Regions from separate parts of the Homo sapiens genome. Here region 1 is linked to region 2. Evidence: read pairs that join two places in POLR2A ChIA-PET (ENCODE). Cell type or tissue: PC-9. All regions are shown on one strand. Each heading gives the region's core, and the rest is flanking DNA. Links, peaks and the distances in the headings are about the cores only.

Region 1 (4,389 bases), core at 229-4,228, 290 kb after region 2:
TTCTGTGTTTTCCTTCAAATGCTATCACTCATGTCTGGGAACTGTTGACTTCTTCCCCTGCCTAAATTCTTGTTCTGTGTTCACTTATGTCCTTCTATGACCCAGGCACTACTGCACTGGTTGCTGGGTAATACGAGCCCAGTAGGAAGTGTTCCCTGGCTCTGATGGATCTAGAGTGGAAAAGAGAAGTCAGTTGGCCAAATGTGCAGCCAGGAAAATGGGCAGCAGGTTACAGTGGAGCAGGGGGAGGAGTATTCAAGTCTGTCTTGGGAGACAAAAAAACAAGAGGAAAGGAGTCAGGGATGGAGCTTATATTCCCTTCCAAATATCAAATGAATTGGTTTTTAAAAACGGCTTGAATCCATAATTCACAACAAAATGAATGAAATAACAGATTGAGAGCCAGGCTCAGCAGCATGTGCCTGTAGTCCTAGCACTTTGGGAGGCTGAGATAGGAGGATCGTTTCAGCCCAGGAGTTTGAGACCAGCCTGGGCAACATAGTGAGGCCCTGTCTCAAAAGGAAAAATAAATAAAGAGAAAGAAAAGAAAGAACTAATTAGCCATCAATGGAGAATTCTGGTTAACAACTGATTATCTTCATTTACAAATAAAGGTAAATAAAGCGAATCCAGCATTATTCTGCCTTTCATAAATGAACTGTGCCACTGGAAAACCAAGCAGTAGATGAGGCAAAGTGTATCTCTATAGAAATACATCAGTTAATAAACAGAGGACAGAATTAGATTATTGCTGTTTTAGAACACCTAATAAGCCAAAATATTTAGGTCCTGAGCATCAACAGCTGCTAACATCAGAAAAAGAGAGATAACCAAATATTCAGTGCCTCTGATGAAGACAGATGCCCCACAGTGTGACATATTCTAGCTGAAATAAAATAGAGCTGACCAAGCAGGGAGAGTTGCATTATCCAATAGAACTTTTTGTGGTGACAGAAAAATTATATTCTGTACTGTCCAGTACATTAGCCTCTGGTCACACATGGCTACTAGCATTTGAAATGTCGCTAGTAGGACTGAAGAACTTAACTGTTATTTTGAGACAGGGTCTCGCTCTGTTGTCCAGGCTGGAGTGCAGTGGTGCAATCTTGGCTCACTGCAATCTCCACCTCCTGGGTTCAAGCGATTCTCCTGCCTCAGCATCCTGAGTAGCCTGAATTACAGGTGCATGCCACCAAGCCCTACTAATTTTTTTTGTATTTTTTTTTAATAGAGTCGGGGTTTCAACATGTTGGCCAGGCTGGTCTTGAACTCCTGACCTCAGGTGATCCGCCCGCCTCGGCCTCCCAAAGTGCTGGGATTACAGGCATGAGCTATGGCGCCTGGTCTAATTGTTAATTCTTAATTGACTATGGCTGTGATAGTCACATGTGATACTGGATGCTGCAGCTGCAGATCCAACTATCCGTTTAGAGAAAACCTAGGGGACTGAGAAACATTAGGCACATGGTGATGCGCTCAGCAAAATCCAGACTGTTGGGGACTCTACAAAACAAATCACCCATTTCTTCAACAATTAACTTGATGGAGGGAAAATGTATGAAATTAAAAGAGGCTCAAAAGACATGCCAATCAATTACAATGTGTGGACATTATGTGGACCTGATTAAGCAAACTGGAGGGGAAAAGTATTAATTTATGAGACAATTAGTAATGTGAACACAATTGGTAATGTGGGTGTGATCATGAATTTTGGTCTTTATCCACTAAACGCACATTCTGAACTATTTATGGTTGAAATGGTATGATGTCCTAGATTTGCTTCAGAATCATGCATGGGGCAAGGGGTGGGAGTGTGGCTGGGCAGGACTGGCCATGGGTTAATGGTTGTTGGGGCTGGGTGGCAGATACGTATGACTATGCCTTTGAGATTGTAAATAATACAAAGTGATGGGGGTATGGGGACTACTCCGTAGACACACATCTGCACCACTACAAGACTCGATAGAGAGCCGGGTAAAAGGCCAAGCATACTTTTGAAAGAATCTAAACTTAATTTATTTTGAAGAACCCATGGGAGAGGACAAAAAGAAAGAACAGAATAGGAAAGGGTGAGAGGACAAATTCACTTGGTACTCCATACTTGGACCTGGGTCCTACCAGCCAGAGAATCACGTATGAATACTATCAGCCAACTTCAGAGTTACTTACTTTCTAATAAGCCTCCAAAGGACAATGGTGATTAGTATTTCCTGGGTTTCTCTACCCCGCAGCTGAAGACCTGCAGATGGATCCAGCACAAAAGGGACCTGCCATGCACACTCTCTGGAATGTACATCATCTTCTCACCCTTATTTGTTTGGCAAATTACAGAATTCTCAGTAGTAAAGAGACAATTTCACAATCTGCCCTGAGGCACACCGTCAAAAGGCAGGTAGGCTGGGAAGGGCCAGCCACATTTCCTAATCTGCACCTCGGACTCCTTTTCCAGATCCACCCATCAACACGATCAAGTTAGTGAATCCCATGTCCTTACAGCCAACAAAATGTTGGGCATTAAAACTTGCTGTATGTCACTGTCAGCTAACTTCCTCTTGGGCAGTTTACACATGCACAGAAAGCTAAACACTTTACACCCACTATCTCATTTAATCTATGCAACTCTTCTAGGAGGCTGATTCTTTGAGTCCTCCACTTTACAGATCAAGGAACTGAGGCTCAGAAGAGATAATGATCCATGAACACAGCCGTTAAGAGGGACCCAAATGGCAGGGCGCGGTGGCTCACACCTGTAATCCCAGCACTTTGGGAGGCCAAGGTGGGCAGATCACCTGAGGTCAGGAGTTCAAGACCAGCCTGGACAACATGGCGAAACTTCGTCTCTATTAAAAATACAAAAATCAGCCAGGCTTTGTGGTAGGTGCCTGTAATCCCAGCTACTTGGGAGGCTGAGGCAGGAGAATCACTTGAACCTGGGAGGCAGAGTTTGCAGTGAGCTGAGATTGCGCAACTGTACTCCAGCTCCAGGCGACAGAGAGAGACTCTGTCTCAAAAAAAAAAAAAAAAAAGAGGAACCCGATTGAGGTTTTCCTTCTTACATCATCCAGAGCTTCTCCTCTGCCCAGCAGGAGCACCCATATTTCTTGGCTTGGCCCCTTCACCATCTCACCCTGTCCTGGTTACATTTCCAGCTCTTTACCGCCAACTCTCTCCCTGACCCCAGCAAGCCCTGTTTCCTATCTTCAGCCACCAGAGCTTCATCCTTTCTATGCTCCAGCTGCGGGACTCAGCCCACACTGCCCTCAGGCCCACCCGCCTCCCTTCTCCCCAGCCTTCAAATCCACATCAGGACACTTTCCCCACTCAAATCGGTCACGTCTTTGTTTGGAATTCTGGTTTCACATTCACTGTCCTGCAGCAGAGTTAATAATGTTTGTGTCTCCCTATTAACCTGAATACTATCTATGGTTATTGGGCACATACCATGTTCTACCCTCCACTCATTTATCCTCACGATGCTATCAAGTAGGTATCATTATCATCTTACAGATAAGGAAACCGAGGCTCAGAGGGGTGAGCCACTTGCTCAAGGTCCACAGCTAAGAAGTGACAAAGCCAGAGCTTATATGATTAACCGCTACTGCCAGATGATTCTGGAAGGAACACCAGGGTGGGAGCATTTTTACCTCCTGCTGCCTTGCACACCCCAGGTGTTAGACGGGCAGAGTGTTGCTTCTCTGTGCCAGGCAATAGCTCAAACCTGCCCTTCTTGTGGTCCTGGGAGCCCACTGCCTAAGAAACTAATTCTTGGCTGGATGCGGTGGCTCACGCCTGTAATCCCAGCACTTTGGGAGGCTGAGGCAGGCGGATCACCTGAGGTCGGGAGTTCAAGACCAGGCTGACCAACATGGAGAAACCCTGTCTCTACTAAAATTACAAAATTAGCCGGCGATGGTGGCGTATGCCTGTAATCCCAGCTGCTCGGAAGGCTGAGGCAGGAGAATCACTTGAACCCGGGAGGCAGAGGTTGCAGTGAGCTAAGATCCAGCCATTGCACTCAGCTAAGATCCAGCCATTGCACTCCAGCCTGGGCAACAACAGCGAAACTCCATCTCAAAAAAAAAAAAAAAAGAAAGAAAAGAAAAGAAAAGAAAAGAAACTAATTCTTAGAGAAATTGTGAGTTCAGCATGCCTTGGAAAGAACTTTATAATTATACAACGTGCTAAGTCACAGGCAATTTGGTCAGTCATTTGAAAACTGCCAATGCCATGGCTGATAATAATTCTGGAGGCTTGGAGCATATTAACACCAAAATGTTTCCTTTTTGGGGGTAGAGGCAGAAAGAGGGAACCTAAACATCCCCAGTAAATAAAAATTCCCCTGGAAACTATGGAAAGAAGACTCTTAACGGTTCAGGAGTGAACTGTGCC
Region 2 (4,389 bases), core at 70-4,069:
CACAGAAATCCAGTTGGAGATTGCCTGGTCCAGAGGCAGAATCTGTCAGAAAGAGTCATTTCTGAGATATATTAAGTCAGTGTGGGAAGGACAGGAGCAAGCCTTGGTCTCAGGCAGCTGGAATCTGCAATCCAACCCAGCCACTACTCTCTCTGTTTCTCATCTCTGTCCTCTGCTCATCAGCTTTTATGCTCTGTGACTGCAGATTGCTAATTCCACAATGCAAGGAACATGGTGCCACCAGCCCTGGAGCCTCCCAGAAAGAGGGCCCGACCCTGTTCCAGTATTTAAAGTCCTGGGGAGAGCAAGGACAGGCTCAGTAGTGGCAAAGGGGTGAGGCAACACGATGGACAGTTTATCAAATTGTGGGAGTGGGAGAGCAAGAGGTCCTCAAAGTGGGCAGGCCTTGCAGACTCAACCATACCTGTTTGCTCCGAGTTTACTGCAAACATTGAAGGTTCCAGTGAGACCCTTGGAAGGCACATGAAGCTCACTCTCCCAATCTGGAAAGTCTCCTTGACTCCAGCCCAAATCTTACCCAAGTTTCGAGGGGCCATTCAGGTCAGCCTCCTCTGTGACCTCCTTCCTGGGGTCTAACTCTCCATGACGTTCTCTGTGAGTCAGAATAACACTATCTGCTGTAACAAAGAAGCCCCTCCCTTGCAGTGGGTTAACACAATACAAGTATTTTCCTGACTCACTTAAAAGTCTAATGTGTGTGTTTGAAGTTAATCTGGGGATGGAAATTCTCCTCTGATCTTGTGGCTCCACATTTCCCCATTTCAGAGTCTTCTGCATTTAGCCAGGAAAATGGGGAAAGATAGTGGAGAAGACCCTTTCTTAACCACCTCACTCCCATTCACATTCTAGTGGTGGGAGCGGGTCACATGGCCATGCAGGGTGCAAGGTGTGATGGGAAATGTAGTTCCTGGTGCACAACTGCTTCCCAGCCATGATGTTATACCACATAAGGAGGGATGTATGTTTTGGTGGACTGTTGGCTGACTTGCCACCTCACCTCCTGCCCACACAGTCAGCTATTCATGGACGAGTGCCTCGACCTCTGTCCCTGCTTGCTAGTCTCAGTGTCCAAGACACCTGAGTCTTTGCCTCTTGTTACACCCAGAGACCCAGCAGGCCAATGGATTCCAGAAAGAAGATGATTGGCTTAACCCAATACCTTTTAAAAACCAAATTGGCAAGCTACGGCCTGCAGGCCAGCTGCTTATTTTTGTAAATTAGGATTTATTGGAACCAGGGCAAGGATGAGGGTGAGGTGAGTGAGGCAGGATTAGGCCAGTGCAGGATCCAATCCCATCTTTATTTAAAATTTTAACATTTTGCTCATTATGGATTATTTTTTGCATTCATTTTGATTTTTTAAAATATTACTAAAAATGTTATTTATCTTGATTACCAAGTTTCTTGGCGCCCCCTTCAATGCTGCACCAAGGCCTCTTGCCTTACCCAGCCCTGGCTTCACCCTCCCATCACGGTTTCCTACTCTGAATGCCTGGCATTTGGAAATGTGCCCAGCTCTGTCTGAGTGAGGCTGGTGCGGTAAAAAGAGGTTGCTGCTTTATAAGCAAGAGGAGAGCACAGGCCGCCACAGGTGCAGGGCAGGTGTCTGAGGGGAGGGGCTGGGCCAGAGGCTGCTGAGAAACCCACCATGGGCCTGCTGCTTGTCCTGGAGAAGAATTACTCTCCTATAGCCTCCTTTCACCCAGTCCCTTCACCGCGCTTGGCCAGCAGGACCAGAAGGCCTTGGCTGTTTGAGGACTGCGGTGGAAAGGTCCTGGTTGGCTCCTAGGAGGCCTCCCTCCTCCTTCCAAGGCTCCTGCTGCCTCTGAAGTAGCCAGAGGCCTCACTTATCTCATTTCCTTGGAGTTATGTTGAGTTGAGCTCTGTGAACCTTTCAAATTGAAGTCACATCTCACAATTATTTGGTAGAAAAACACAATTGTCACCTATTTGAAGATACAGATTTTTTCCCAGAGCTATCTGGTTTCACTTCGCAGGCCCCAGGTTTCATTCCTTTTTGCTTTGTAGCTGAATTTGTTTTTGTGGTTCTCTCTCTCTCCCTCTTTTTGTCTTTGTCTTTCGCAGTGTGTCTCCTCCTCTCTTAATCTCTCTCCCAGTCTTTACTCTCCTCTTTCCCTCTTTTTCTTTCTCCCTCCCTCCTTCTCTTCCTCTTCCCTTTCTTTCTCTCATTCTGCATTTCTATCAGCCATAATCTCTCTCCACCTTCCCGGTCTTTCATCTCTGTCTTGGCCTCTCTCTCCCTCTTGCTCTTTCTCAGTCTCTCTGTCTCTCACTCTCTCTGTCTATCTCTCTTGCTGGGTTTGGGTGGTGCAGACAACAAGGCACCAAGTAGGACCTCAGGGTTCTGTCTCCTCCCACCACCATGATCCCATTTCCTTCCCCTCCCTACAGCGCTGGGGAGGAAGAAGGAATGTGGTCCTGCAGGATCCAGGCTCTGGCAGTCCTATCTGTGAAGGTCATTGGGAGAAGAGGAAGTGGCAACTTTCTTTAATATGAAAAAAAGAATATTTTCCAACCAAACCATACACCTTGTACCCCAAATGAGAACGACCGAAAGCCTTAGAAAACCACAGCCTGCCCTTTCCCCAAGAGAAAACTAACCATGTTCTATGAGTTAATGGAAGTTGACCTCCACATGCGCTCACCCCATGCCCCTGCAATTCTCTCCTGGACATAATTAAGGGGAAAGCATTTTGGCCGGGCACAGTGGCTCACGCCCATAATCCTAGCTTTGGGAGGCTAAGACATGTAGATCATGTGATCAGAGTTCAAGACCAGCCTGGCCAAGATGGTGAAACCCCGTCTCTACTAAAAATACAAAAATTAGCCAGGCGCAGTGGCAGGTGCCTGTAATCCCAGTTACTCGAGAGGCTGAGGCAGAAGAATTGCTTGAACCCTGGGGGGTGGGGGTTTCAGTGAGCTGAGATCGCACCACTGCAATCCAGCCTGGGCAATAGAGTGAGACTCTGTCTCATAAAAAAAAAAAAAAAAAAAAGGAAAGCATGTCTATGGTTACCAAAAGACATAATCAAGAAGGCTCACAGTGGCATTAGTCACAGTTGCCTCAAATCAGAAACTACTCAAATGTCCATCAATGATAAAATGAATAAATACATTGAATAAATATGGCTCACGCCTATAATCCCAGCACTTTGGGAGGCCAAGGCAGGCGGATCACGAGGTCAGGAGAGTGAGACCATTCTGGCTAACACAGTGAAACCCCGTCTCTACTAAAAAAAAAAATACAAAAAATTAGCCAGGCGTGGTGGCGGGCGCCTGTAGTCCCAGCTACTCGGGAGGCTGAGGCAAGAGAATGGTGTGAACCCAGGAGGCGGAGATGGCAGTGAGCCGAGATCGCGCCACTGCACTCCAGACTGGGCAACAGAACGAGACTCCATCTCAAAAAATAATCATAATCATAATCATAATAAATGAACAGATAATCCATCTCATTTGATGGAATATTCTCCAGTAATAAGAATAAACAACCTAAAACTCTACACAAAGACATCGTGATGAGCAAAGGAAGCCAAATACACAGAGAGCACTTGCTGGGTGCTGCCACATTTATAAAGTGCAAAAGGCAAAGTGAATCTCTGCTGTCCACTGGCGGCACTGCCTCAGCAGGGCACAGAACAGACAGGGTGTGAGGGGCTGCTGGGGGCTGGGATCACAGTGGTTCTTGACCCGGGTCCTGGTTACCTAAGTGTGTTCAGTTGGTGAGAATCTGTCAGGCTTTATACTATGGCATACATATGCTTCAGGCTACTTCCAATCATAGTAGAAGGCGAAGGAGAGCTGGCGTGTGCAGATCACATGGCGAGAGGGGGCAAGAGAGAGGAGGAGGAGGTGCCAGGCTCTTTTCAACAACCAGCTCTCTCTTGGGAACTAAGAGTGAGAACTCACTCACTCTCACCAAGCCATTCATGAGGGATCTGCACCCATGACCCAATCATCTTCCCCCAGGCCCCAGCTCCAACACTGGGGATCACATTTCAACATGAGACTTGGTGGGGCCAAACAACACCAATCCAAACCATAGCAGCTACTGCCTGGCCTCTTGGACTTCATGAGAGGTGAGGAGGTATAAGAAGGGTGCAGGTCCATCAGGCTCTACAGCAACCCCCAAGCCTCCTGAATGTCCCCCAGGGCAGGGGCAGCCTTCGAAGATGACCCGCCTCCCTGACCTGTCTCATACCAGAGTAGCTGAGCCACATCCGATGGGGGCACTGTTCTTGTCTCCAGGACTCAAACATTTCCCCAGCCACAGTCTAGCCCAGGCATATGCTGCAATGGACTCCAGGCCAGGCCCAGCCAAGGCTGGGTAGGTGAGCCCTGCCCCTCCAG

The links. Peaks named below come from ENCODE experiments on the same cell type or tissue, not always from the same donor. Only the 100,000 strongest peaks of a DNase experiment are listed, where the experiment ranks them.
Region 1: POLR2A ChIA-PET joins it to region 2 with 12 read pairs; 1 of 35 experiments calls an interaction of 5 or more read pairs at or near these places.

What each region holds. Positions count from the first base shown.
Region 1 is chr20:18,050,694-18,055,082 of GRCh38, forward strand. All of the region lies in intron 2 of OVOL2 (ovo like zinc finger 2), which reads right to left. Among named protein-coding and RNA genes, the nearest start is that of OVOL2, 5.0 kb to the right of the region's middle. RefSeq lists an enhancer at 2,800-3,300. In PC-9, for the core only: no CTCF peak of the experiment used is centred there; DNase peaks (open chromatin) are centred at 2,348 and 3,048; H3K27ac peaks cover 1,114 bases.
Region 2 is chr20:17,760,924-17,765,312 of GRCh38, forward strand. No RefSeq gene overlaps it. Among named protein-coding and RNA genes, the nearest start is that of BANF2, 63 kb to the left of the region's middle. RefSeq lists an enhancer at 3,883-4,384. In PC-9, for the core only: no CTCF peak of the experiment used is centred there; a DNase peak (open chromatin) is centred at 2,438.